Linked DNA regions of Homo sapiens: region 1 is linked to region 2. A link is an interaction called in ENCODE POLR2A ChIA-PET data of the cell type or tissue named here. Cell type or tissue: K562. All regions are shown on one strand. Each heading gives the region's core, and the rest is flanking DNA. Links, peaks and the distances in the headings are about the cores only. Region 1 overlaps ARMC8 (armadillo repeat containing 8). Region 2 overlaps MRAS (muscle RAS oncogene homolog).

Region 1 (15,041 bases), core at 2,475-10,474, 200 kb after region 2:
AAAATTTGAAGGCTAATAGGAAAATACCAAACTTATTTCAATAAAGTCTTGCTCTGTGTATATTTTATCAAAATATAGTGTTCTTTATTTCTAACATACTCAGATATCATGTAGCAGAAAGAACAAATAATTTGGCATTTGAAGACTTAGGTATGAATTTTAGTTTTACCACTTACTAGCTATGCAACTTTGGAAAAAGGTAAAATTTGAGACTGTTTCTTTAATAATAAAATGGTGATGTTATCACGTCTCAGGCTGTGCCTCAAATCACACAGAAAATCCCTTGTAAACTGTAAAAGTATCCTGAAATACCGATTTTCAGAGTAATTCTATTTCTGTGCAAAGAGGGTAATTTGCTTTGACAAGGGTACTAATAGTCCTCAGTTATTCACATTCATGGTTAAAGTTAAATTATTCAAAAATACCCATCCTCAACTAATAGCAGCTTACTCTCAAACTAAGCTAAATACTCAGCAAAAACCAAATATACTTGTTTAGTATGTTCTAGTTCATTTTCATATCTACTTATTCATTTAATTCATTTGCTCTTTAGAAATTAAAATAGCATTACAATTCCCAATGAGGTATTCTGACCCCAGACGAAATGAATGTTTAAACCAGTGGTTGCTAATCAAAATTTAACATGTCAATTAGTCCACAAACTAGTAGGAACTTCAAGATAAAACTGTTCATAATTCAGCATTGTGAGAGAAAATCCTGGTTTGGGGAGAGATGAAAGAAACAAACACAAAAATAGGAAGTTTGAACTCTACAAAAGTTCGATTTTAAATGAAATTCAAATTGTATCATTAATTTACCAGGAATTATGCCAGGTTCTGGATGTAAACAGAGTTCCTTACCCTCAGGGTTTCATAGCACAGAAAGGAAACACCATGTAAACAAGCAAGTTACAAGTGTAACCATATTAAAGTGATTTAGTGTAATCATAAAAGTGAACACAACGTAAAAAGAAAATTGAAGATATCATTGAAGTTAGGGACAAGATGGAAAATAATCTCTAAGTAAGGATGAGTAATCTGAAAGATTAATATTAATCTGCCAGGTGAAAAAGGGAAGGGTAAGGTCGGGCGCAGTGGCCCACGCCTGTAATCCCAGCACTTTGGGAGACCGAGGCGGGCAGAGAGTGAGGTCAGGAGTTCAAGACCAACCTGACCAACATGGTGAAACACCGTCTCTACTAAAATACAAAAATTAGCCGGGTGTGGTGGCGTGTGCCTGTAATGCTACCTACTTGGGCGGCTGAGGCACGAGAATCGCTTGAACCCGGGAGGTGGAGGTTGCTGTGAGCCAAGAGTGCACCACTGCACTCCAGCCTGGAGACAGAGCAAGACTCTGTCTCAGGAAAAAAAAAAAAAAAAAAAAAAAAAAAAAAAAAAAAAAAAAGGGAGGGGAAGAAGACAAGGACTCTAGGTAGAGAGCACAACATATGCAAGAGCTCTAAAGCAAAAAAGTGTTTGAGAAAGAAAATGTAATTTAGTATTACGATGATATAGTATACAGTTGAGAACACAAAACAATGCTGAAGTGTATTTTTTAACTGAGTTGGTCAAGAAAATATTTAAACAGCTATGCAGACACTATTCTAGGCAACTAACATTAAAAAAAAAAATAGGCCAGGCATAGCTCACGCCTGTAATCCCAGCACTTTGGGAGGCCAAGGTGGGTGGATCACCTGAGGTCAGGAGTTCAAGACCAGCCTGGCCAAGACGGTGAAACCCAGTCTCTACTAAAAATACAAAATTAGTCGGGCATGGTGGCATGCATCTATAATCCCAGCTACTGGGGAAGCTGAGGCAGGAGAATCGTTTGAACCCAGGAAGCAGAGGCTACAATGAGCCAAGATCACGCCACTGCACTTCAGCCTGGGTAACAGAGGGAGACTCCATTTCAAAAAAAAAAAAAAAAAAAAAAAAAAGCCCACTGAAGGGTGTGTACATTTCAACAAAGGGAGAAAGAGAAAAAGCAATAAACATAATAAATAAGTGATATCATTATATTAAGGGCTAGACCCAGCATGGAAAAAATGTTTAATAGCATATTTTGTTTCCAAGTGCTTATACTATACACTGTCACACACTGGAGGGGAGATGGAAGTGGAGGTGAGAAAAGGGAAGGGTGTATGCTAAGACACACACATCACTCAGAAAGCCCCATGCTCTCAGCAGTTCTAATCAGGATCCATTTTTTAAGTCTGAAACATGATTTTGGCTGTCACAATGACAGCAAATGCTACTGATATCTAGTGGGCAAGGACTAAAGATGCTAGATGTCCTGGGATAATAGGCACACATCCCCCAACTTTCCACTCTCCAGTCATGTAGGCAAAAAACCTAGAGTATAATTCCATTTTACATAGAAACACAAAATATGTTTTGTACCATTTTAATGTACAATCGATTTTCCAAGAATGTAACTCATGTGAATAAAGAAAAGGTGGTATTTTGTCCTGGTAGGAACTTTACCAAAAGTCATTCATTTCAGAAAGTCACATAAAAACATTACAACATATATCAGTCTGCAGTGTAACTGTCACATTCACAACAAAACTATGTATATTTACAAACATACCGTTACTTAATTACTTCTGGTATAGCAGGACCTGAGTATTTACGGGTTTAAATGATGTTATAAATTAGCTTCATGCCTTTCTCCTTTATTACAGCTGGAGCATTATATCAACTTTTTAAAAGTTACATGTGAGGACAGTTAACTTATCTATGAATGCCACTTCAAGATAGCCAAAAAAGTGCCACAAAATATCTATTATAAGCAGAGTGTGTGAGTCTGATAGGGTTGGGAAACCACAAACTGAAACAACTCAACCTTCCGGTCAACTGGGAGCCCCAGAACCTCCTTCTATCCCTAAAACAATGTGAAACCAAAATTTGATTTTCTGATACCTCCAAAACCCTCAGTTCAAAAAATACTTCCTTTTGTCACTGTGACAATTTACTAAAATGCCACCAAGTACACTGCTCAGATCAATCACAAATTCTCAATTATTCATTTTAAAGCCCAGTGACAATGTATTTGTACTTGTCCCTACAGAGATTAGGACTACCACAATACAGAATATCAGACACCAATACTTTAAAAGCAGCATTTTACTAAATTGTGCTTTAATTTCAAATCACGTCTTCCCCTTCGTTCTGGTTGTGTTCTCATGAAATCATGAAAGACAAACAATATTAAATACAACTGCCTAACTGCTGCCTGAAGAGTTCTGGTGATGTGTACTATTTCACTGCCAGAGTTAATTTCACTATTAGACAAAACTAATTGTTAGGCAATTCTTTCCTAATTTTGAGGGAAAAAAATCTGCCTCTACTTGGAACAAAAAAGGATAACACTATCCACAAAGACAGACCTTTTACTTGGAGACAGCTATCATGTCCTTCTTAGGTATTCCAAAATTCCTACATTCCAATTTTCTCCAAAAGGAGAAAAAAATCAGAAGAAAATTCCCAAATACTATCCAAAACCCAAGATTTTGATGTAGGCTTTTTTGGTTTTATTTTGTTTTGCTCTTTGTATTCTGGTAAACTTCTAGCCCCATTAGGACTTGATGAGATTTAAAACATTCAATTCCTTTTATACCCCTTGTGTACTATTTTTGCAACCAATTTTATCCTTATTCACTTTTTGGTACGTCAAGTTTCACTGCATCCTCCCTCCCAAGATTAATCAAAGCTCTGTACTGTAGCCTCTAGTAACTTCGGAAAGTTTCTAAAATGTTACTTCACAATGCATCTGGGCCTCAACAGTGTAGAATGTAACATACTAAGGAAACTGAGATTCCTAGCATGGAATCTACTTTAATTTCACAAACACAATCATAAAAACACTAAAATATATAATTTTTAAATTTAATATACTTGTATAGCATAAGAGGTAAGCCTGACTTCTCAGCAAAGACCAAAAACCAGACTTCACGTTATCAAAAATAAATAGTAAATTAATCAGTGCTTATCAAATTTGAAAAAAAAACTCTAAAATATAAGGCTATATGGCCGGGCGCAGTGGCTCATGCCTGTAATCCCAGCACTTTGGGAGGCCGAAGCAGGGGAATCACAAGGTCAGGAGATACAGACCATCCTGGCTAACACAGTGAAACCTCGGCTCTACTAAAAATACAAAAAATTAGCTGGGTGTGGTGGCACGCACCTGCAGTCCCAGCTACTTAGGAGGCTGAGGCAGGAGAATCACTTGAACCCGGGAGGCGGAGGTTGCAGTGAGCCGAGACGGTGCCACTGCACTCTAGCCTGGGTGAGAAGAGTGAGAATCTGTCTCAAAAAATAATAATAATAATAATAATAATAATAATAAAGAATATACAATATAAGGCTATACACACAATTTTGTTTTTAAAAAGTGGGAGTCTGGAGATCTGACTCTGATATTTTATATTACAGTGGGCAAGCCAGCCTCTCCGGTTTTCAGTTTTCCTCAATAAAAAATGACAAGAATGAACTAAAGATTATCTGCAGGTTTCTTCCAAGAAAAGATTCCATGATTTTATACTCAAACAAAGAGGGAGTTTCTTTTTTCATAAAAGAAAAGCCAGGGCACAGTTAGATTAAAAGGGATATGAAGAGCAGCCTTTACTTTTTCTGGAGTTTTTTTTTTGTTTGTTTGGCTTTTGCCCCCAAGAGACAGGGTTTTGCTATGCTGTGTAGGCTGGTCTCAAATCTCAAACTCACAGACTCAAGTGATCCACCAGCCTCAGCCTCCTGAGGAGCTGGGACTACAGGTGTACGGCACCACATCTGGCTCTGTAGTGAGTTTTTAATGTGATAATGCATTCTTATTGCCCTTGTAAACTATTAAATATTGCCATAAAATGCTTGGTGGTCACAAGACTGAAAGTAATTTAGCATTCATGCTTCTAATCAAGTACTATGATGTTTTCCCTTTTAAAATATGGTATAAATCATAAAGAGCTATCTGGCTCTAGAAGATCTTTAAGGTTTCTTCTCACTATTAAATTCAATTCATTTACTCTTCACTGTAGATGAGAATGCTTAAACGGAGGGTCAATAAAAGATACCTCTGGATAGAGCAAATGAGATAAGAACCCACTGTGTGAGACAGCATAATCTGAAAGTCCAAGGGAGCAAGAACTATCTCTGGAAAGCACATGCAAGGTTACAAAAATGATCAGGAGTTTCACAAAGACTGAGATATCCTCTGGATTGGTTGAGGTTCATTTATATGCCTCCCAAGGTGATAAGATGACCCAAGAAGTCCACTAGGATGTATTTAAATGCCAACTTCTCAATCCTCACATAACAAAGTGAGGCTATTCAGATATGGGTGAGGTGTTGTCCTGGCCCATAAGAATAGTTGAAATTATTATTCAAAATTGCTGTCATGTAATTACTTAGAGATCCTGGGTACCATCTTTCATGGCACACCTTCGAAGTAGTATTGTTCAGACAGGCCAGGCGCCTTCCTGATAAAAAAGGGCTTTATTTGCTTCAGATTCTTACAGGCAGTAATAGCCCTGCCTTGGAGCTATCCATGGTGCTTGCCTCAGACTCAGCCCATCATTTGCAGCAGCTGGTGCATTCACTTTCCTATTACAGTACCACTCAAGATCTGTCAGACCTGACCTGTCACCCACATTGTGGCCTGTGACAATCACGGCAATATCGCAGGCCACTTCGAATCTGTCTATTCCACTTTGCCTGTGTCCAGACCCACAATCACCTTACTTTGTAGTTTGTTTGGATCTCCAGATAACCTAGCTTTGCATCCCAGGCCTGCTACACAATGCCCTTTCTGTGAACAAAGTACACCTTCTAGGAGATTACTGGCATACTCTGGGTAAAAAATTGTAGCTCTTCAGAAACAATTCCCACACATAATAGCTCACATGAGTTTTAATACCTTATTGCTACAATCTTTACCATTCCAAAATGATTTTAAATGACTTAAAAAAAAATTTTTTTTGAGACGGAGTTTCACTCTTGTTGCCCAAGCTGGAGTGCAAGGGTGCGATCTCAGCTCACTGCAACCTCTGCCTCCCGGGTTCAAGCAATTCTCCTGCCTCAGCCTCCCAAGTAGCTGGGATTACAGGTGTGCGCCACCACACCTGGCTAATTTTTTTTTATTTTTAGTAGAAACGGGGTTTCACCATGTTAGGCTGGTCTCAGACTCCTGACCTCAGATGATCCACCTGCCTCAGTCTCCCAAAGTGCTGGGATTACAGGCGTGAATCACCGTGCCTGGCTTTTGCTACATTTTCTTGACTCACACTGGGACAGGTGAAGAAGTTAATTCTGGAGTGACTTCTGGGTTTCAGGGAATCCAGCAATCTCTAGAAATTATGCAACTATTTAGGCATATGCATGTTCTCCTGGGAAAGCAGGTATTGAGATTCTCATCCTTAAACAGCTAAGAACCAGAGATCAATACACTGATGATGCCAAAATAATGATCATGACCCCAGATTTAGGTACTCAACCTTTTTTTCCAACTGACTACAAATTTGGCATGTCCAAAATGAAACTCATTTTCCTACTTACTCCCCTAACAAATTCCTCTCCTAATTCTCACCGTCTCAGAAGATGATACCACCTGGCCAAAAAGGCATAAATCCTGTGAATCATGCTTTATCATAATGATCATCATGACTCTTTCCTTTTCCTTAGTCTCCCTTATCCCATCAATCACCATTAGCTTTCTGAAAGCCTAAGAAATTCTTAAAAACACCCCTAAGGCAAAAGAAGCATGTGTTCGATAATTACTTTCCAGGTGGTAAAGACCTCCCAATATTAATAGATCTTATAGGTTGAAAACTCCCCATTGGACCACAACTTTTTATTTTTAATATAAAGCCTTACACTGTTTCATCATTCCTCCTTCCTCTAATACCTACATTATGAATATGCTAGAAAATGTAACTCTTCATTCCTCTGAAATTAGGGAATGTGGTCAAAACAGTTTTTTTTTTTTTTTTCAACAAAATGACAAGTGGTGGGGCAGGGGGCTATTTCTGTAAAACTGCTCTTATTTGCAATACCTTTAATTTCTATCTCAACAGTCCCAGGGATCATAGCACTACTGTTCAGTGAAGGCAGCTGCTCTCCAATTTCTAGAGGATAATAGGAGCTTTGTTTTTTTTCATGTAATACCGTCTCTTTACCCAGAAGCCAACAGGACAGATGGTACTGCAAAACAAATGCCAAATCAGAATTGAAAAACATACAAGTCAGAATCACTGACATTCCTGTCTGCTGACAGTAAGTATTTTAAAATTTAGCGAAAATAGGAGGTGATAAGAAGGCTAGGTCTCAAAAGTAAAATCTGAAGACCCTACATAAATGTGTTTCTGATTCTTTGCAGAGTTTAAAAGACTTCCTGAACATGCACTATCTTAGTCTTTCCTTAAATACACAGCAAGATGTCCAGAAACATACAATGAGCACCTCTCATTTTTCACACACTGCCATTAAAGATTAGAAAGTTCACATTGATTCATTGATGAATTTATTTTTATTTTTTTGAGATAGTTTCTTTTTTTTTTTTTTTTTGAGACGGAGTCTCGCTCTGTCGCCCAGGCCGGACTGCGGACTGCAGTGGCGCAATCTCGGCTCACTGCAAGCTCCACTTCCCGGGTTCACGCCATTCTCCTGCCTCAGCCTCCCGAGTAGCTGGGACTACAGGCGCCTGCAACCATGCCTGGCTAATTTTTTTGTATTTTTTAGTAGAGACGGGGTTTCACCATGTTGGTCAGGCTGATCTCGAACTCCTGATCTCAGGTGATCCACCTGCCCAAGCCTCCCAAAATGCTAGGATTACAGGTGTGAGCCACTGCACCTGGCGATTTACTGATGAATTTATTTTAGGACCACCTACTGACATACCCTGTACTTATTAGTGCTTTGTAAACTAATGGCAAACTTTAAAATGTGCTGTACAGATTTTATTTTGCATTTATTACTAAAAACCTAGGGAGGCCAAATTTATGTTTACAGGATAGTGGGTTCGACTTCACAGCAATTTTTTTTCCTAATTATTGCCAGTTATGGATGTAAGAGAATAAATCATTAAGTAGCTATAGGCAAGGCCAACAATATGCTTATAACTGTAGAGAACAGAACAAAATGAAGGAATATCCAGATTTGGAATACCCTATACAGTTCTAACAGCTATTTTTCAAAAAAAAAAAAATAATGACAGCTGGGCACGGTGGCTCACGCCTGTAATCCCAGCACTTTGGGAGGCCAAGGTGGGCAGATCACGAGGTCAGGAGATCGAGACCATCCTGGCTAACACAGTGAAACCCCTTCTCTACTAAAAATACAAAAAAATTAGCTGGGTGTGGTGGCAGGTGCCTGTAGTCCCAGCTACTCGGGAGGCTGAGGCAGGAGAATGGTGTGAACCTGGGAGGCGGAGGTTGCAGTGACCCGAGATCGCGCCACTGCACTCCAGCCTGGGCGACAGAGACTCCGTCTCAAAAAAAAAAAAAAAAAAGCTGGGCGCAGTGGCTTACGCCTGTAATCCCAGCATTTTGGGAGGCCGCGGCGGGCGGATCACGAGGTCAGGAGATCGAGACCATACTGGCTAACACAGTGAAACCCTGTCTCTACTAAAAAATACAAAAAATTAGCCGGGCGTGGCAGTGGGTGCCTGTAGTCCCAGCTACTCGGGAGGCTGAGGCAGGAGAATGGCATGAACCCAGGAGGCGGAGGTTGCAGTGAGCTGAGGTCGCGCCACTGCACTCCAGCCTGGGAGACAGAGCGAGACGCCGTCTCAAAAAAAAAAAAAAGACGTAATGCCACTGGGAAAGGACTGTAAAGAAGACAATTAAAAATCAACAAGTGCCCAGCTGTTTATAATAGCCTACAAAGTGATTCAAAGACAATTTGTTACCTTACCTCTCTACCATTACAAAGTGACCAAAATTAAATGCAACCATCCTTTTAACAGGGTCTTTCACAGAGCGTAAGTTTTCATTTTGGTAAAGTCCAATTTATCAATTTTTTAATAAGTAATGCATTTGGTGTTATGTCTAAAAGTTATTCACCAAACCTAAGGTTCTGCAGATTTTCTCCTGTTTTATTCTAAAAGTTTTATTTTATGATAAAATCTATGATCCATTTTGAGTTACTTTTTGTATAAGGTATGAGATCAAGGTTCATCTTAAATTGTGGTTAAGAGGATGAAAAGGCAAGTTACAGATTAGGAGAAAATATTTGCAAATACCTATCTTACAAAGGGTTCAGATTTAAAACATATAAAGAGCTTTTGGCTGGGCACGGTGGCTCACGCCTATGATCTCAACACTTGGGGAGGCCAAGGTGGGCAGATCACCTGAGGCCAGGAGATTGAGACCAGCCTGGCCAACATGGCGAAACCCCATCTTTACTAAAAATACACACAAAAAATTAGCTGGGCGCGGTGGCACACGCCTGTAATCTGAGCTACTTGGGAGGCAGAGGCCCGAGAATCTCTTGAGCCTGGGAGGCAGAGGTTGCAGTGAGCTGAGATCACACCACTGCACTCCAGCCCGGATGACAGAGCAAAACTCTCTCAAAAAATAAGATAAGCCGGCGCGGTGGCTCACACCTGTAATCCCAGCACTTTGGGAGGCCAAGATGGGCAGACTGCCTGAGGTCAGGAGTTTGAGACCAGTCTGACTAACATGGTGAAACCCCATCTCTACTAAAAATACAAAAATTAGCCAGGCATGGTGGTGGGCATCTGTAATCCCAGCTACCTGGGAGGCTGAGAGAGGAGAATCGCTTGAACCTGGGAGGCAGAGGCTGCAGTAAGTTGAGACCAGGCCATTGCACTCCAGCCTTGCCAACAAGAGCGAAACACATATCAAAAATAAAATAAAATAAAAATAAAACCTATAAAGAGCTTTTAAAACACCACAGTAAAGAAGCAAACACTCCAATTAGAAAGTGGGCAAAAGGACATGAAGAAATATTTCACCAAAGAGAAAACATGGATGGCAAATAAGCGAAGATTTTCAGGCCAGGTGCAGTGGCTCACACCTGTAATCCCAACACTTTGAAAGGCTGAGCTGGGAGTATGGCTTACACTTAGGAGTTCCAGACCAGCCTGAGAAACATGGTGAAACCCCGTCTACATGGCCAGGCATGGTGGCACACACCTGTAGTCCCAGCTACTTGGAAGGCTGAGGCAGAAGGATTGCTTGAGCCCAGGAGACAGAGGTTGCAGTGAACTGAGATCACGCCATAGCACTCCAGCCTAGGTGACAGTGCAAGACTGTCTCAAAAGGATAAATAAGCCTGTAATCCCAGCACTCTGGGAGGCCGAGAAGGGTGAATCATGAGGTCAGGAGATTGAGACTATCCTGGCTAACACAGTGAAACTCCGTCTCTACTAAAAATATAAAAAATTAGCCAGGTGTGGTGGCGGGCACCTGTAGTCCCAGCTACTGAGGAGGCTGAAGCAGGAGAATGGTGTGAACCCAGGAGGCGGAGCTTGCAGTGAGCTGAGATCACACCACTGCACTCCTGCCTGGGCAACAGAGGGAGACTCCGTCTCAAAAAAAAAAAAAAAAAAAAGGATAAATAAATAATAAAAATATTCTCAACATTATTAATCATTAGGGAAATGCAAATTAAGACCATGATGAGATATTACTACACATCTACTAAAACAGCTAAAATAAAAATAATAACAGTATCAAATGGCAGTGAGGATACAGAGAAACAATGTCTCATATATTACTGGTAGAAATGTAAAATAGTACAGCCACTCTGGAAAAGTTTGTCAGTTTATTTTAAAATTAAACATGCATTTACCATCTGATCCTGCAATTGCACTCCTGGGCATTTAGCTCAGAGATATGAAAAGTTATGTCCTTACAAACCTGTACATGATTGTTCATACTACGTTATAATAGCCAAAAACTAGAAGCAACCAAAACGCCCAACAGGTAAATGGTTAAACGAGCTGTGGTACATCCACACCATGAAATACTACTTAACAATAAAAAGGAACTACTGCTACATACAACAATATGGATAGATCTCAAAAGCATTATACTGAGTGACAAAAAACAACCTCAAAAAGTCACATACTGTATGATTCCATTCATATGACATTATAGAAAATGACAACATTATAGAGATGGAGAACAGATTATGGTTGCCAGGGGTTAGGGATACCTGTTGCGGGGAGAGGCTGGGTAGGTGGGACTATAAAGAGGGAATATGAGGGAGATCTTTGCGGTGACGGAATAGTTCTGTATCTTGACAGTGGTGGTAATGGTAACACAAATAAACATGTGATAAAATGATACAGAAACAGATACATACTTATACCAAGATCAATTTCCTTGTTTTGATACTATAATGTAACTATATAAGATGTAACCTATGAGGGAAACTGGGTGAAGTGTACACAGGGACCTGTCTGTACTATCTTTGCAACTTCCTGTGAATCTATAATTATTTCAAAATAAATGTTTTTAAAAATGCAATCAACATAATTCAAAAGTATAGAAAACATTGCAGAAATTTATGAATTTGTTGAAAAGGGTGATGTTGTAATGTTAAATGCAAACCAAAGAGGGATGGGGTGGTCATAGTGCAGTCTAGAAACAGGGCTGGAGAGTTTGTCCAACCCTCCAAAATAGATAGTTCAATCAAACATTTACTGAGTACCTAGGATTTGCAAGACAAAGTGTTACTTCTGAATTAATTTACTCTCTAATACGACAAGATAGAGTATTATTAAAGACCTCTGCAAAAGCAGTTCCCTTTGCCTTGTATGCTCTTCTTCTGTCACTTTTTCTAGTTAGTTCTTACTTATCCTTGAACTTTCAGCTCAGCATCACTTCTTCAGGGAAACCTTCCCTAGTTCTTCCTATTGCCCTCCATATTAGATCAGTTTCCTCTATGACATGTTTTGAACAGCACCCTATATACTTCATTCATAATACTAATCACCATTCACAAACTGTGTGATTATTTGATATCTATTTTTCCCACTAGGCTAACATTTCCAAAAGGACAGAGGTCTGTGTAGCTTACGGCTGTATTCCCAAACTCAACACCATGCTTGCCTAGCAAATGGCAGAAGCTCAAAGTAGATGTACAGAATATATATATACAAAGTTAAAATTCATATGTACAAATGAGTAAGAAGAATAAGATTTACTGGAGTTTGGAAGAATTCTGTATCACTCTAACCTGAGAAAGCCGGTTTATACAGGATAGCAGGTTCATGTAGAAGATAAAGAATCTCGGCCGGGTGCAGTGGCTCACACCTGTAATCCCAGCACTTTGGGAGGCCAAGGTGGGTGGATCACTTGAGGTCAGGAGTTTGAGACCAGCCTGGCCAACATGGTGAGACTCTGTCTCTACTAAAAATACAAAAAAATTAGCCAGGCATGGTAGTGGATGCCTGTAATCCCAGCTACTCAGGAGACTGAGGCAGGAGAATCGCTTGAACCCCGGAGGCGGTGGTTGCAGTGAGTCGAGATTGCGCCACTGCACTCCAGTCTGGGCAACAAGAGCAAAACTCCATCTCAAAAAAAAAAAAAAAAAAAAAAGATAAGAAAATAAAGAATCTCAACTCTGAAGCTGAATATAAACTTGGGCCTTTGGGCAAAACAAATTCAATCAAGAAAAGAAACCGAGGAGCGGCTGTAGGAAGAGTTCTTTAGGAAAATTTAAGTAGACATGGACTTGCACTGAGAGTGTAAGACATTAAAGACAGTAAAAATAATTAAAAGGACGCTGTGGTAGTGCAGGCACAAAACAACAAAGTCCTGAATGAGGGTGGTCATGGGAAGAGAAAGATATAAGAAACACTAAGAATAAAGAAGCAACAGAGCTTAACAACTGGTAGATACAGGGGGATGAAAGGAGGAAGAATCAGAGATTATTCAGGAGGTTTAACAGTTACTTATCAGTGAAAGATAACACCATTAACAGAAATTGGGAACTCATAACTAATTCCCCTTAGGAGAAGGAATGTGCTTTATTGGAAGCGATGGGTGTCATCCACACAATTTAAGATGTAAGACTAGATGTAGAAGAAAGTCAAGGTTGGCAATGCAGATGTGTGAACTGATCAGTTAAGGGTACAGGAAAATCAATGAGATTTCCCAAGGAGAAGGTATAAAGAGACTCAAATGGAAATCCTTTAAAACAACTTGAATGCCTCCTTGCTGAAATTATGTTTATCAAATTATAGCGTCACCCAGACTATGAGCTCCTGAAACGCATTTCTGATCTCATCCTTGCATTCTCTAACGTATACAATACAGAGCTTGTACGTAACTGGTACATTGTAGCTTATTAAAGGAATCAACCATTCAAGATAATTTCTGATGAATGTTTCCTGTTCTAGTTTGCATTTCAAAACATGGTGCTCTGGGTAGTACTTTGAAAGGTACAGGTTTCACTTTAAATTAGTAAAATCAGTGAATTGAAACATTTTAAATCATTTATCCAAAAGCTCCTACTTCCCCAAGGCTCTAGGAGTGAAGATCTGATAGACCAGACTTTGGGACTACGGAAATCCTTTTTTTTTAATTAAAGAAAAAAAAAAGCCCCTAATGAGACTAGGGCTAAAGGCAAATCCTAAATAGAAGTATTAATAGAAAATACTCTTCAAGAAGTTTTTGAATAAAATAAGCAGAAAATATTATTTACCAAGGAAGTGAAACAAATGAAAACTTTCAATCATATGCATTATACAAGTTGACAACATCCAAAAAGTAAACTTCAGGTGAACTGAAGGATAAATGAAATCTAAATGAATAATTAAAGGAGAACTGAGAACAGCCAAGACACATACTATTTTTTTTTAACATAATGAGGTAAAAGTCATTGGCCTGCACTCCCACAGAATATTCCTGGGTATTACAGTCAGTGATGGAGTAACAGGCTAATCTGATCTAATACTTAGGTAAACAGTATTTCCTTAGTTGCAGTTTAAAAATAAGAAAAAATGACTGCTAAAATGGATCAGGGGAAAAATCTGTTGACAGCCTCACAAAATTATTATTGTATTGACAACTTAAGCCTTTTCAAGGTTGAGGTCTGCCACACTGCTCTAACCCTGAATCATAAGCAAATGTCCTAGGTGTTTTCAGATAGGTGAGTTTGTTTGTGGGACAAGTCAGAGAAGAGAAAAGAAACCGGTTGTAGTTACAAGACTCTAGGAACCCGACAAGTCATTTATAATCCAACTACCCTCTCAGTATCAGACTGGCTTCCACAAGTCTAAAAGATGGTCAATCAGTATTTGCCTGCTTGTTTCCAACAATAGCAAATGAACCATTGGTAAACTGACCATTCTCAGAGTCGGACAGCTCGAATTTGTTGCAAAATCCTTCGAAGTTATCTCCCAGTAACTTTCATTCCTGGTCCTGGTTCAAGAGCAACATAGTGAAAGGTGAAAGTCGTCTTTTTCTTTAAAAAAACTTTTTTTAAAAAAAAAAAAAACAGGTTTTACTTCCTGGCATGTCAATACGTTCCCTTCTTTCAACAATGGGGAAATAAATCTCACCCCCTTTTCCCCCCTTCAATGTTTGACTCCCCTTAAAGAAAAACGGAATACCAGGCACAGGGAACATAGAGTTCCTCTGACTCAGAGCCGCGACCTCTGAGCAGAGCGGAGGAAAGGGGCTTAAAAAACCACACACACTAGGAAGAGTTGCAGCTGATACGAATCACCATTGCCAAAAAGCAAACTGCTTCAGCCGGTGCCCAGGTGCTGGGACGCGATAGAAGCCGCACAGACTTGGCCTGGCAGCTCTGAGGAAATGGGGGCCAAGGAGCCTGCACCTCTTCTTGCCAAAGCCCGGGAGAGCTGAGTGGGCGCTCGTTCTCAGGCCGGCTGCAAGCCCGGCGCTTCACAAGGCAGAGCGTTCGGCCCCCGGGAAGCGGCATCGCTAAAAGGAAGGCTCAGTGAAACGCTTGGCAAAGTCCAAGCCGCGCCGCCCAGCCAGTTGTCTATAAGCCCAGCCACCCCGCCTGCCAGACGCCATCCTGGGAACCCGCACCGGCGGGAGCTCCCGGAGT
Region 2 (15,041 bases), core at 4,663-12,662:
TCCACTGAAAGCATCCATCAGTTCTTTGCTTGGTATAAACTCAGCTTTCCTTTTTTATATTTAAATTTCCACATTAGCATGGTAATGAGCTATTTAGGATGATGTGGAAGCCCAGCAGCTATGCTAAGTGAAAATCCAGCTTGCACAGAATAGGCCACCCTTTCAAGTGCTTAGGGACTGGGAGTCCCTAAGAGTTCTCAGCAGTTAGATTTTTTCTTGTTCTTTACATTTACAATAGTTGTGCATTTTAACCAAAATGCAAGTGTTTGAGAAGCAAACTGGGAGCCCACTTGCCTCTGTGTGAAAACTTCCCATAATTAAGGGAAGCACATGCTGACCGTGGGTGGGCACTTGGAGCTCACTGCCTCCTCCTTGCTGGGCAGAATCTTGCAGCTGTTAAAGGCAGAGGCGCGAACTTTTTAGTCATCGAATGAATGCAGATGAAGCATCCTCTGGTTGGATGAAGCTGAACCGGATCCTGAGGAACAGTGAGTCCAGGGCTGGATTTCATTTCGATGCCAGGCCTGATGTTCTGGAGCAGTGGCTACTGTCTTCATTGTGCACACAACTCTCCTGGGATCTTGTTAAGATGCAGATCCTGACTCAGCAGGTTGGGACAGGGCCCAGGAGTCTGCCTTTCCAGAAAGCTCCTGGGTGATGACAATGCTGACGTCTGTGACACCTGGGAACTTCGGTTCACAGCCTCTTTAGAAGTGTGCGGAGATGAAAGTGGACTTTAAAATAGTCCTGGTATGGACCTGGGAATCTGAGCATCCTTTAGAAAGGGAAACCTTCAATCTTCAAAAGTGATGGAAGTAGTGGGCCCAAAATGTGACTAAAATCTTCATCTGGTCAGTGAACACCCTCTTCATCTACTGAGTACAAGGATTATGAGGGACTGAGATTTATGGGAGCTCCTCCAGGTCAGAGCATTCCTCTTAATGCACAGATCCCCAGAGCTCATCATCCCCATGAGGCTGGGAACCCTGTGCTGCACAGGTTTTAATGCTCTCTGCAGCCCTGATGTGGGGCTCAGAGCTCAGTGAGTGTGTGCTGCCTGAATGAATGGACATGTTTGACCATCCTTTTTTTTGTGTGGCTAATAAACATCAGCCCATTACTAAGTGTTCAGTGGCACAGCCCACTCTGACACATCTTAAAAATTAGATGGAGGAGCCACCGGAGTGTGAGGTTTGAGCACAGCAGAGACATAATTTGACTTCCATTTTACCAAAAATGTTCTGGCTGCTGTGTTGAGAATGAACTGCAGAAAGACAAGAATGAAACAGGCATGAAAGATGGCAGCTCAGGGTAGAATGTTAGCAGTGGAGGTGACAAGCAAAGGGCAGATTCTGGATATATTTTGGAGTCAACAGAGATTTGTTGGGTGTGAGATGCAGGAGAAAGAGAGCAATGAAGGATAACTCCAAGGTTTTTGGCCTGAATAACTGGAAGCATGGAGTTGCCATTAGCTGAGCTGGGGAAGGCTACATGTAATGCAGGTACGGGAGGGTGAAAATCAGGAATTCCGTTTGGGACATGTTAACTTTGAGACTGGGTACTTGACACATCCAAGTGAGATATCAATTTGGCAGCTGGATATATGAGTGGGACTTGTGAGACAGTTTCAAGCTGGAGAGGTACAACTGGAAGCCCACAGCAGATAAAAGGCATCTTAGCCTCAAGATTGGATGAGGTCATCAAGAAAGTGAGTGTAGGTAGAGAAGAGGACCAAGGACTAAGCTCTGGGGTGCTCCAAAGTTAACAGATTAGGTGGAAGACAAGGACTAAGAAGGAAGTGACCAGTGAAGGAGAAAAACTAAAAGATGACAGCATCCTAGAAGCCAATGGAAGTCTCATGAGGGAGTGTTCAACTGTGTTACTGCTGAAGGGAGCTCAAGTATGAAAAGACTGAGAACCAGCCTTTGAATTTAGCCAAATGGAAGCCATTGGTGACTTTGAGAATGGTGGTGGTGATGGAGTGGCAGGTGAAAGCTCACCTGGAGCAGTTTAAAGAGAAAGAAATGAGAGGAATGCATGACAGTGAGCATAGATTACTCTTTTAAGATGTTTTCTTGCTGGGCTGGGTGCGATGGCTCACGCCTGTAATCCCAGCACTTTGGGAGGCAGAGGTGGGTGGATTATTTGAGGTCAGGAGTTCAAGACAAGTCTGGCCAACATGGTGAAACCCCACCTCTTTATTAAAAATACAAAAATTAGCTGGGTGTGGTGGTGCATGCCTGTAGTCCCAGCTACTTAGGAGGCTGAGGCAGGAGAATCGCTTGAACCCGGGAGGTGGAGGTTGCAATGAGCCGAGATCATCACACTACACTCCAGCCTGGGCGATAGAGCAAGACTCCGTCTCAAAAAAAAAAAAAAAAAAAAAAAAACTTACAAAAGACAAAAAAGAGCAGAGAATCAAGTGGTATCTGGCAAAAGAAGTGGGTCAAAAGAAGGTTTTCTTTTTCTTTAAGATGAGAAAGATCCAGTAGAGGGGAAAATTGGAGTTACAGAGGAGGGATGGGGGCCAGGGTAATGCCTGGTATGTGCTAGTGCTCGAGGAAGGGGCTTGGCTTCAGCCAGGAGCATGGAGGGTTCATCACTAACAACTAAGAAGGCACAGCAGGTGGGTGCAGATGCTGGGGAGGGGGCAGAGGTGGTGAAAGGAGTCTGTGGAAATTCTGTTCAGCTGTTTTCAACCTTCTCAGTGATGGAAGAAGTATCAACTGAGAGTGAGGGAGATTTGACACACACAGAGAAGGCAATGTGAAGATGGAGAAGTAAAAGATATGGAGATGCTGGCCTCGAAGACTGGAGTGATGGAGCCACATGCCAAGGAATGCCAGCAGCTACCAGAAGCTGGGAGAGGTAAGGAGCGAAGGCCCTCCTGGCACCTTCATTTCAGGGCAGTGATACTGAGTTTTGATTTCTGGTCTCCAGAACTGTGAGATAATACTTTTCTCTTTTAAAGCCACTAAGTTTGTGGTAATTTGTTACAACAGCCACAATGAAACTAATATAGAACTAGAGGAGAAAGAACTGACTTAGAAGACCCACTGCCTTGTTCACTACCATATACCTAGCACCCAGACCAATGCCTAGCATATGGTAGTGCCCAATAAATATTTGTGGAAAGAATGAATGGGCAGGAAGACAGGCCTGAGTGGTCCACCATATCACCTCTCTCCCCAGTCTGCAGTCTAGCCTTCTCTGCCTCCAGCCCAGAGGGCATAAGAAGCATCCTCCAGCACCCAGGCTTACATGTTTCAGCTAGAGTTGCCCAAAGAGCTACCAAGAGAGGGTTTTGGCTTGTACTCCCTGGAAAACGGAGCCTGAGAGATTCAGCTTGGTCAAGTACCCGCCCTATTTAATCAACAAAAATGAAATCACATTGTGCCAAAGACTGTAACCCTAAGGATGGGGGAAGAGGGCAGTTTCTATGAAAAGGAATGTCAGGCAGATAATCCAATAGGTGTCCTGGACAAAGAGCACTGTTTCTGGGCTCCTCACCACACTCCTACATTAGCTTTAGTCCTCCAGCTACTTTGAAGTGCACATTAGTGTCCCATTCACAGGCAAGGCAGCTCAAGACTAAGGCAGGTCATTTGCCCAAAGGCATACAAAGGTCGGTAGTAGGGCTAAAATCCAGATCTGCCCAGTATCAAGAGGTAGTGCCTCTAAATGCTGTGCTAGCCTGCCTTCATCCTCCAGCTCCATGCAGGAAGGAGACACCCCACGGCCACCAGTGGGCTCCTCCTTACTTCAGATCTGGTTAGCACCAAGGTCATGCTCTGTAAGACGTGGATGTTCTGGGCAAAACACCAACAACTCACAATGTTCTCAGCAAAACTTCAGGAATACTGGAGTAAAAGGAACTAAGACAGATACGTGTTTCTCTTCTTTATTAATCAGTCGAGAGATACAAAGACTTAATAAAAAGTTACACAGAAGGTTCAAACATCACTGAGATCTTCAGGCATCACTCGTTTCACGACAATGGCCACCTGTTAAGACTATGAAACAGAAGCTGGGCGCTCACAGGCGCACAATAATTCAAGTATCTTTCATTCCAAGTAAACCCGACATGGAATTTCAAACACAATGGGCTGCCAATGGAGGGAACCTGTCTGTGGCTCCAGATTTGCTGTAACATGTCTGAGGGGCCTTTGGGTTAAAGTTGCCACGTTAGTGGGTCATGTCTCCTGGAAAAGTGAGACAGGCCCCACGAGGCCAGCCAGGCATTTTCCACAGCAAGTGCCATGAGAAGGAGGTGGGCAAAGTCCTAAGAGAAACCATCCAGGTGTCCCGAGTGGCAAAGTGCACAGGTAGTAAGTGGCCATTGTCCCCAGCCGTGGGAGTGGAGAGGATGGCTAGGATTATCTCTGGAAAAAAAAGAGCAGCCCTCTAAGGAGGGTGTCAAACAGTGGAAGAAATCTGAGAGCACACAATGGCAAAGGCATGGGGTGAGGGCATTTCAGGAAGGCTGTGCTCCAGGGGATGTGAGGGTAGCACTATTCTCCGGAAGACCAACGGGAACATGAGGATGTCAAACAGCCAGAAGTCCCAGTTGGCTCCTCGGTCATGGTGTGGCGTGGCCAACCAGGTTTCCCAGTCTGACCCTGCTAGATGATAATGGAGGAGAAGATGGAGGGATGTCACGGGGCACACTCTACACTCTACTCTGGCCTATCTGGAAGCTACCTCAGTCATGAGGGCCCACTTCTACAAATGGGGCATTATTTACCCATTTCATTTATGGGGAAATGAGTTCATGGGAGATGAAAGCTTACCAGAGGCTCAACAGCAGAGGATACAGAAGACCAACCCTTAACTAGTCTCTCTCAGGCACCATGGAGTTCAACGTGGGCCAAGTGCAGGATGGATGAACAGATGCACTGTCCCTTCTGTCCCAACTGTGTGGTTGAAATCCCTATGTCTTCTCACCTTTATGGCCGAGGTCTCTGTTCTACATCAGCTGATCTGCTTCCAGTGAGACTATCAAACTCAGTGCTGTCGAGGAGTTGCAGCTCCACGGTGGGCATGGGGTATGCTCGTAGTGGTTGGTGCCCAGCAGGAGTTTTCTGGCTGTGGACACTGCCCTGTGTGCAGGGCTTCTTCTCCTACTCCGCCATGCTCTTGATTCTGAGCATCTCCATCCTTACTCCTTCCTACCTGCCTTTCCTCCGCCTCACCTCCAGTTTGCAGCTGCCATCAAACTGCACACAACAAACTGCTGCAGATACCACTTAGGGAAGCATAAGGATTGGGAAGAGCTTTGTCCTTTTAGTGTTTAAAATACCTCTTAACACTATAGGGTCTAAGGAAACTTTGAAGTGCCTCACCTGGAATGTTCTCTCTTATCCTTCCTTTTAGGAACAGAAAAAGGGGCAATTTAGACAAATAAGAAGTTTGATTTCCAACAAGCAAAAGTCTCAACTGTCTCCTTTTGTAGCAGAATCATTCTCCAGCTGGGCCCCTCAGTGCTGGTGATCTTGCCGAGGTAGGAACACAGCACATTTTCAGAACCCGGGTGTCTTGGCATCCAGTTGGGTGCTCACTTTCCTTGGGTTTCTTTCTCCAGAGTGGCCAGGCCACCTGCTGAGGATATTCTAGTTTGCATAGTGACCTGATTTGTAACATCTAGAAAATAAGGTCACCAGCTGTGCTGCCTTTTATTCTGACCTTTTCTTTGGTGCAGCGTTGTTCCTGTTGTCTCTCCACTCCCACCCCAGCTGGAAAAACTCCAGTCTTTGGCTCACACCAGCAGCACCTGAGGTGGGGGGGCGGGGGTGAGCATCATCAGGGAGCTGGGGAGACTGCCCCCTTGCAGAAGGTATATGAGAGCCACACATCAGCCCAGCCTTCCTTACTTCTCAGATCATTTTATAGTCAAGATTCAACAGGTCAATAAAAATTGCCAAAAAGGCAACCTAGTACTACTTTTACAAATACTGGAAGGGGTCTGCTCATTGACTAGGCTTATAGAGGTGGTAGTCAGTTGACTCCAAGGGAAGATGGCTTCAGGTCTTGGTGCTGTTTTAGTGATAACAGTATTGAATCATTTTTGGTTAAGATCCAGCATGAACTGGAGTTTTCTGGATGGTGTCCACATTAGGTTACTTTGACGTGTCAGTGTATTCGTATCAGAGAGGCACCAAGCAGCACAGCTGATGTGAAAACGCAGCAAGAGACAGATCTGAGAAACCCAGAGCCTCCTCAGACCCCTGGGGAGGGCAGAGAACTTAACCCATACTGTCTGAAAAACAAATGAACATGTTTGCAAAGCCAATCAGCTTACTTTAGTTTATACATTTCCAGGATAATGAAAACCCCTTTTAGAACTGACATGCTCATGACAGCCACTCCCCTCAGCAAAATACAATCTGTTTTCTAATATTTGCATCCCCAACCATAGGAAAATCCTCTGGGTAAATACCTCTCTCTTCTCTCATTTCTAGGCCATGTGTAGGGTCTCTTTCCCTCCCAGGTTTGACCCATGGCCTGAGGCCTCCAGCTACAGTTCCCATTACCTTCTGTCCTCTCAGACACTCTACTTTCAGATTGAGTTGAGTTTTGGCACTGATGGGAAAACTCGGTTAAAAAACAACAACAATATTCCAGATATGTTACCAGAGAGGTCTGCTGAACACTTGAAACTTCACCAGGCAGTGAGCCCAGACCCCTTTAATAAAATAATAATCACTAAAATAATTTAAAAATCTATAAAAGACATCCAAGCTCAGACATTGTGGATGGGGGGTAAGGGAAAGAAGCTTGTTCATGGCTTGTTTTGTACTTTGTATGTGGATAAACACTTCCACATCAAACCAACACTATGTAGTTACAATAAACAACACACCCACCGAGAGAGGGGGAGGAACCGGGTTGAATCAACACATGGGGGGGCCAGGGGCACTTGGATGCTGCTTCTGCTTACAGGTGGCTTCCTTGTCTCTTTGAGAGGTGGGAAAGCCCGTGCCCTCTGGGCAAAGCCAGACCCTGTCTGCTCCCTGCCCACCTGCCCTTCTCCCTTCCTGTACCAAGTCCTTGGGCCAAGGGTTGTGGTTAGAAATGGTTTCAGTGCAGTTAGGTGGGGAGGGGTCCCGAGGGCTGGCCAGGCCACCGTCACTGTGCCCAGGGCCTCAGGCCTGTCACAAGATCACACATTGCAGTTTGTGGGTGCCTGTGGCCCGGTCTCCCCGCCATTTGGTTTTCTTCTTCTTCTTCTGGCTTTTTTCCGGAATCTGTTGCCTTTTGAAACAATGAAGGACAGAAAGACAAAGTCAGAATGGGCTTTGCTTCTCCTCTGCCCCTCTCCTCCCTAGCCCCAGATCTGAGTCAGAGGAGGCCTGTTCTGGCGGGGTTAGTGGGTGAGGGGGATGGGGATGCCATCCCTCTCCCAGTGGCTGTCCTGGCCGCTGGAGGAGGGCCTGGCAGGATAGCTTCTCTTGAGGCAATGCAATGGGGGAGATGGGGGAGGGGATAACCTAAATCGCCCTACTGATGGGAATGACTGACATTATGTTGTAGCTACATTTACATAAATCATAAGCTACATCACGTTTTGTCTTATAGAGTGCTGGCCTCTATTCCTGTGTTTCATAGTTTAAATAAAATGATGGGTCAACTGAGCGTAAAAGCCATTTCATGTTTTCTGTTAACTTTTCCTATGTCTAAAACCTGACCTTGGCACTATAGGTTCACAACCAAGGCATCACCATAGGCTACCTGATGGCAGCACATCCTAATTGGAGGCAAAATGCCCAAGAGCAAATAGTTTCTTTCTTTCTTTTGTAAAGATGGCATTTCACTATGTTGCCCAGGCTGGTCTTGAACTCCTAGCCTCAAGCAATCCTCTTGCCTCCACCTCCACCTTTGCCTCTGAGTGCTGGGATTACAGGAATGAGCCACTACGCCTGGATGAGAAAATCATTTTGAGAGTGCAAAACTGCCAGCAAAAACATAAAGTGAAGAATGTAATATTTCCTCATTACGCTGGGGAATAATGAGAAGATGAGCTTTTTGAGCATGTGGGGGCATGTGTGTATAGTGGGGGTTAGAGCCCCGGGGCTGATCTCACAGCTCACCAGCAGCCCTTGGAGGTGCCAGCATATAGGCCACAAACTCAACGCACAATGTCTGAGACCCGCTGGTTAGGCTGCTGTGCATGTTAAAGATTTGGGAAATGGGATAGCTTGGTGACAGCGGATGCAGCCAGGAGGCTGTTTTAGTCATGAGTGCATGAGGTGATTAACGTCTTGACCCTGACCATGCAAAGGAATATACAAGAAACTTTCATTAGGATTGCTGACAATACTTGGAGATTGACAGCTGGTGGGGTTGGGAAAGGAGATACATGTGCAATGCCTCTGAAATTTGAACCTTGGAATCAGAATATTGGTTGTTCAGGGGAAATATCAAAGGGTGCTCTGATATCAGGGCAGGGAAGAGGAGAGAGACCTAGTTTGTACAGTGTGGAAAGCTTTGGTGTGAGGAGAACACTGAAGCCAGGCTGGAGGGAGCTGCCTTCCAGGGAGCCTGAGCCACTGCATCAGACAGGAAGGCATTTCCACTTAACATGTGCAGCAGACATCACCCACAAACCCGTTAGCAGCTGCGGGGAGGGCAGAGGTAGGTGGAAAAAGCAAAAGAAAGAAATGGAAGGAGGGACAAGAAATCCAAAAATAGGCCCAGAATTCCACAGCCTCATGGCCTCAGAACAGGAGCTGCTTCCTCAAGCTCCCAGCTGCCTCCAGGAGCCAACCCATGCTGTGGAGGCCCGCTTCTAGGGAGAGGGCAGTGCTCACCTAATTACTCTAACGAGGTCATGGAAGGCTTTGTCGACATTGAGAGGTGGGTCCTTGGCACTGGTTTCTATGTACGGAATCTGGAAGGCAAAGCTCAACTTGATCAAAGTGGCACAGAGATCCTCAAAGCCCTGTTACACCCTTAAAAATGCCCAGAGGTTCTGAGGAACCCAGGTGCTTTCAAAACCCCCCACAGAAGCCCCAGCCCCCAATAGCCTCAAGCATCATTTAGGGCTTTTCACTCTTTCAGGTTGGAAAGTGTTACTAATGGCTTTTCCAATTCCCTCTTGTTCTCTAGGCACAGAGATATTTAATAGCTCCCTAAAAATAGAATAAAGTGATCTTTTTATATACTTGAAGATGAAAGACTGTTTCATTTATCAAAAATACATTCTGATTCTATCCATTTTTCTTTCTGAGGTCTGTTGCTCCACCTTGGGATGACTTCTGTCCCTCTTTCTGGGCCCCTCCAGAGTGGACGTGGTAGAAAAGGCTGAGGAGAGGCTGGGCCATGACCAGGATTCTGGGCCCAGGTGACCCTGGCCCCGTCGGAGCTGGCCCCCACCTCATCCCAGCTCTTGTTTGATCTGTATCTATGAGCCTGGGAGCTCAGCCATGTTTACACAAGGTTTTTGTCTGCACGTTCAATGGTGAGAAATCATCACCCGGTCGAAAGGGTGCAGACAGCGGGAGATACGACTGTGGTGGCCCCACAGAGCAGGTTTCCAGGGCCAGATCTGCACCAAGCCTCGGGCTGGCAAAGGGAGGAGAACAAAGGCTCTATGAGGTCAGGACACACTCACTCCTGAGCGCTCACCTTCTCCTACAGCAGGGACCCCACCAAGGCAGGAAGTGTTCATTCCCCAAAGGCGGGGAGCAGGGTGGGGAACACACAGGCCTCCCTTGATGAGACAGATGGAAGTAAGCTGAGTGTGATTAGACTGAATAACTTTGTTATTTTTCATAAGTTTTTCTGATTACAAAATTAATGCCTTTCATTATAATATGCTGGAAAAAGAAAAGCACAGTGAAGGAAAGAAAAATAATCAACACTTGAAATGCATGGAGGGCGACAGAGTAAGTTGTTGTTTTAGAGGAGTAGATTGTAAATCATTGCCCAGAACACAAACCAGTCAGTATCTTCCCATCCATCATCATCGCGTGAGGTTGGATGTGCACACTTCTGTTGTAGCCAACAGACACACAAAGCGCAGAGCACAAAAGGCAGAGCTTAAGCCTTTGAAATATTCATTGGACAAATATTTGAGCCTCTGATAACACTAAATGGAAACTGCTCTTCATTATGGGCTGTTTGGCTTTCCAGGTCTCACTATCCCTGACCTCTTTTAGTCCTCACATTAACCCTCTGAGGTAAGCAAGTATCTCCATTCTGCAGCTCAGGAGACTGAGCTCAGAATGACGCACTTGCTCAAGGTCAACACCGGCTGGCAGAGAATCAGGGTTTGAACTGGGCACACTTTCCACTTTCTCCTGGCCCTGGTAAGGGGTGCTGAGGTCTGCTTTGGAGCCTCTTCCAGGTTGGACACCAAATCCGGCCATGGCAGATGCCCCTGATAAGCGGCCAGTAGAGTCCTATGGGGCCCCTGTAAGTCAGGACAACGTGCATCCCTGCACACACCCAGAGGGGAGGCAGGAAGGCACCGCAGCTCAAGCTGGGACCTACCTGGAGCCCCTTCACATCCTGTACTCCTACCGGCTCAGTAATGGCCCAGGTTCCAGGGCCTCAGACCACTGCCACCTGTGGTCCCACCCCATCACTCAGAAGTCCCTGAGTTGTATGATCCCCCCAGGTCCCAGACACCTTCTACTTTCTTTCTAGGGGACCTGTCTCTACCATTGACGAAACACTGATGTGCATTACCTGGATTCCTGGAATTGCAGGATTTCAGTAGCAACAAGACTTAAACTAAGGGGAGCCCTTCAATAAACAGTAGTTTCATTTCCAAAGACCAGGACTGCAGGGGTGACCAGGCTACAGCTTTTACACATCTCCTGACCCCCTCTACACACACGCACACACCTACATTGTGTTTGGTCGCCATTTCTTTTCCTTGCTCCCTGGTGATCTTCCTCAAGTGCATCAAATCGACCTTGTTGGCCACGAGGATCATCGGGAATGACTCCCTGGGAAATAAAGGAACAGCAGCTCTGTGAGGTTTCCACCACCCCTCACACCTGGTTAAGGTGGCACATTCACATCTCAGGCATAGCACAGCCAGCCCACAGCACCTCCCCAGTCAGCCTGGACTGCAGTCCCTTCCCTCTTCCTTTCCAGAGAGAGGTCAGGGCTTGGGGGAAAGGGCCCGGGGGCTGCTGGCTATCTTGGCTTTAAGCCTCAGGTCCATTGCAAGGCCAGTGGTGAGGACTTGAGGGGCTGCTGGCCAGGGGCTGGCTCCCCAGACCTGGTTCCCATCTCTTGGGTCACTCAGATGTACCAACCACACAACCAGCTGCACAATTAGGATGGCTCCCAGCAGAGGGCATCAAGAGGCATGGCCACCGTAAAGATTCTTATTGACATGGGCCAAATTTTGTCCAAAACTGAATGAAACGACAATCTCACCGCAGCATTGAGTATTTGGCAGCATTGGGTATTTCCATTTTAAAAAATTATAATTTGACAGGTGAAAAATGGTACTTTACTATTTTCCCTATATTTCTTTGATTAGCAAGAAAGTTGAACATTTTCCCACATTTGAGCCATTTTTGTTTTCTCTTTTGCAATTCATGTATTCGGAGTAAAACCCACATTAATCTGTGGGAGCTTTATGTGTATGTATGTGTGTCCCTTTACCTGGTAAACTTATTAACACTTTGCCTTTGGAACACATGTTAGCTAGATTTTTTTCTGTCTTTAATGGAATTTGCTCAAAGCTTGTTCTTTTCCTATTAGTTTGTGCTTTTATTTTCATTACATAGCCTCTTTGAGAATCAACAAGGCCAAATGAGTATAAACCAGATTTCAAATGATTTAATTACTCCACATAAGGCTTAAAAAAATCCACGCCTTTAATTAGGGGTGAGAGAGAGAGAAAGAGAAAGAGAGAGAGAGAGAGCGCCCTAGGAGGCAGGCGCAGGCCTCTTCCCGGTACTCTCACCTGTCTTTGATGCTCACCTGTCTTTGACGCGCAGGATAAGCTGGTGGAAGCGGTCCACGTGCTCAAAGCTGGCCTTGTCAGTGACGGAGTAGACGATGAGGAAGCCATCCCCCGTGCGCATGTATTGCTCCCGCATGGCGCTGAATTCCTCCTGCCCAGCTGTGTCCAGAACTGGGGTGGGATGAGGCCACTCAGGGGCTGTCCTCACCTACCCTGTAGCCCCCACAGCCTGCAAGACTCCAACACTGCTGCTGCTGCTGTCCCTACCGTGGCCCAGTCCGAGCTGTCCCGTGAGAGGCTGCATAAGCTCTCTCTCTAGGGCTGCTCGAAGGGTCCCAGCTGAAGCTCCCCAACCTTAAAGCCGCTTCAGGGTGAGGCTCTGACTCACTGTGGACCCACCAAACCCTTCTCCTCCAGTTTCACCCCATGTGCTTACTAGGCCTAAATTCTCTGATCTACAGACGCGCCTCATGAAGCCAGTGATGAACTCTGCTACACAATCCCTCTGGCCAGACCTGGGCTTGGATCCCTGCTGCAGGGCCTACAAACTGTGACTCTTTGGGAGGCTGCCTGACTCTCTGAGCTTCCCCTTTCCTCCTCTATCAATGAAAACCGTGCCTCTACCTTGCACCCCCTAGGGGAGAAGAGCTTATTTGTGGACATGCCTGGGGGGAAGCCCTGAAGAGGCCATCTGGGCAGGAAGGGCTTCTCAGCCCCCAAGGGGACAGATACCAAGGAGACCCTGGGGGAGGAGCGGCCCCTCACAGCCAGGGCACTTCCTCCTAGGCTGGGGCTGGAAGCTCTTCCTCCTAACCCATCCATCCCCCCAACTACTCCTGCCCAGGTGCTCTCGCCCCTCACTGCCACCTTCCTCCAGCCTCCTTCCTGCTGAGGGAAAGTCTCATCCCACTGCTCACAGCCACAAGCTCGGTAGGCAGGGTGGGGGGTTCCTTTTAGCAGTGCAGGCCTGACCCCTTTCTGCCCTCTGGGGGCATGAAGTCTGAACCTGCAGCATCCTCCAAGCACCTGCTCATGGCTTAGCCTCCCCTGCGTCTTCCCAGTCCCCCTGCTGCCTGACCAGATCCACCTTCCCCTCTCCTGTGAGGCAGGGGAGCGGGTGGTTACAGATTTTGGAGCCAGCCCACTGGGCGGAGTCTGGCTTCTCATGCCTGGGTGTGACCCCAGGCAAGCTACCCTCTCTGTGCCACCATTTCCTAAAATGGGGATGGTCAAGGTAGTTTTCAGTTAATACATGTAATGCCCTCAGTGCAGTGCCTGGCACAAAAGCCCTGTGGGAGGGTCTGCTGTGAGCTTGCCATCCTCACTGGGGTCTTCTCTCCCGCTCTGGCTACCCTCGCAGTCCAGGACACTTTCCTCCAACTCCCCCTTCCCTCCCCTTCTCCACTGGCCTTGGTGAGCGGACTCTGACTTGGCTGTAGCTGGAGCCCCAGGACCAACCCCAGCCCCATGCCAACCCTTCCGGGAACACTTCTGGCCAGCCATGTAGTTGTCCCCAGCAGGACTGTTAGCTCCCAGGGGTAACGGCAGGTCTGTGCCAGTCACCTGTCTACTCATGGCCTGGCCAAAAAGTAGCCCCGAACAGTACTTGAATCAAAAAATAAATGTGAAGTCTGTCCAATCTTGTCATTCATTTAAGGAATGTCTGAGTGCCTGCTAGGTGGCAGGAAGTGTTCTAGGCCCTATGGACAGAAGGCGAATGAGACCAAATCCTTGCTTTTATGGGACTCACCATCTAGAAGCAAGACAGATCAACAAATGAATGGCTGTTATTTTAGTGGAGATAGATACACAGTGTGAAGAATGATATAGTCGGCTGGAGGGTCACTGGCAGAAGTTGGTGTCATTTTGGGTAGGGAAGGAGGACCAATATCAGAAGGTGACATTTGAACAGTGACTAAATGAGGGGCCGGAGGGAGCCACGTGGCCTAGCGGAAGAGCACTCCAGGCAGAGGGAACACAACAAATTCGAAGGCTCAAAGGTGGAGGTGTGCAAGGGCAAGAAGGGGAGTGAAGGGCGTGTGAAGGATGGAGAGGAGGTGGGGGCAGATGGTGGGGCCTGCCACACTGTGTAAGTTTCACTTGGTTCTAAGCAAGACTGGGGCCACTGGAGAGTTTGGGCAAAAGAATGGCATAGTCTGGCCAGGCGCGGTGGCTCATGCATGTAATCCCAGTGCTTTGGGAGGCCGAGGCAAGTGGATCACCTGAGGTCAGGAGTTCGAGACCAGCCTGGCCAAATGAAACCCCGTCTCTACTAAAAATACAAAAATTAGCCAGGCATGGTGTCGAGCGCCTGCAATCCCAGCTACTCATGAGGCTGAGGCAGGAGAATCACTTGAACCCAGGAGGCAGAGGTTGCAGTGAGCTGAGATAGCGCCACTGCACTCCAGCCTGGGTGATAAGAGCAAAACTCCGTCTGAAAAAAAAATAAAAAATAAAAAAGAAAGAAAAAGAAAGGCATGCTCTAGAGGACATCTTGAAAAGTTCATTCTGGCTGCTGGGGAAAACAGAGCAAGACTGGAAGCAGGGAACCAGTGAGGAGGCTAGCACAAGAATCCAGGCAACACATGCTGGTGGAGCCGAGGGCGGGGAGTGGGTGCTGGGGGAAGTGACCAGACCAAGGCCACTTTCTAAGACAGAGTCAACAGGAGCAGAGCTTTCTGGAGGAAAGTGTGGGGATAGAGAGGTGAGAAAAAGAGGCATTGAGGATGACGCCTGTTTCTGGCCTGAGCGTCTAGGGGAATAGTGATCCCAGATGCTGAGGTGGGGAAGTCTGGGTGAGAAACAGGGTTTGGGGGACTCAGTTTTTGACACAGGCTTCAGAGTCTATTAGACACCATGTTTGACTTCCAGTAGGTATTGGGGGACTTAAGTCAGACATAGAGAAGAGAAGAGGGGGCAAGAGATACAGATGTGGGAGTTGCCAGTGTGTAGATGGCAAGGAAAGCCACAGGACAAGCTATCCAGCGATGCCTGGGAATCCACATCTTCTTAGACAGGCACCTTTACACAGTACCCAAGAAAGTCACCTGTCCCCACAGCCCTTCATTGCTGCACATCCCCCAGAGCCATTTGGCACTTCAGAGGGGCCAGTGAT

The links. ChIA-PET counts read pairs that join two places held together with the same protein. Peaks named below come from ENCODE experiments on the same cell type or tissue, not always from the same donor. Only the 100,000 strongest peaks of a DNase experiment are listed, where the experiment ranks them.
Region 1: POLR2A ChIA-PET joins it to region 2 with 5 read pairs; 3 of 35 experiments call an interaction of 5 or more read pairs at or near these places.

What each region holds. Positions count from the first base shown.
Region 1 is chr3:138,187,800-138,202,840 of GRCh38, reverse strand. The region is part of intron 1 of ARMC8 (armadillo repeat containing 8); the gene reads right to left. Among named protein-coding and RNA genes, the nearest start is that of ARMC8, 8.0 kb to the right of the region's middle. In K562, for the core only: no CTCF peak of the experiment used is centred there; DNase peaks (open chromatin) are centred at 2,830 and 5,560.
Region 2 is chr3:138,394,380-138,409,420 of GRCh38, reverse strand. MRAS (muscle RAS oncogene homolog) reads right to left here. Exons shown (of 6, transcript NM_001085049.3): 3 at 11,944-12,097; 4 at 10,853-10,952; 5 at 8,808-8,887; 6 at 3,888-7,251. The coding sequence ends at 7,152. Among named protein-coding and RNA genes, the nearest start is that of ESYT3, 33 kb to the left of the region's middle. In K562, for the core only: no CTCF peak of the experiment used is centred there; no DNase peak of the experiment used is centred there; H3K27me3 peaks cover 1,727 bases.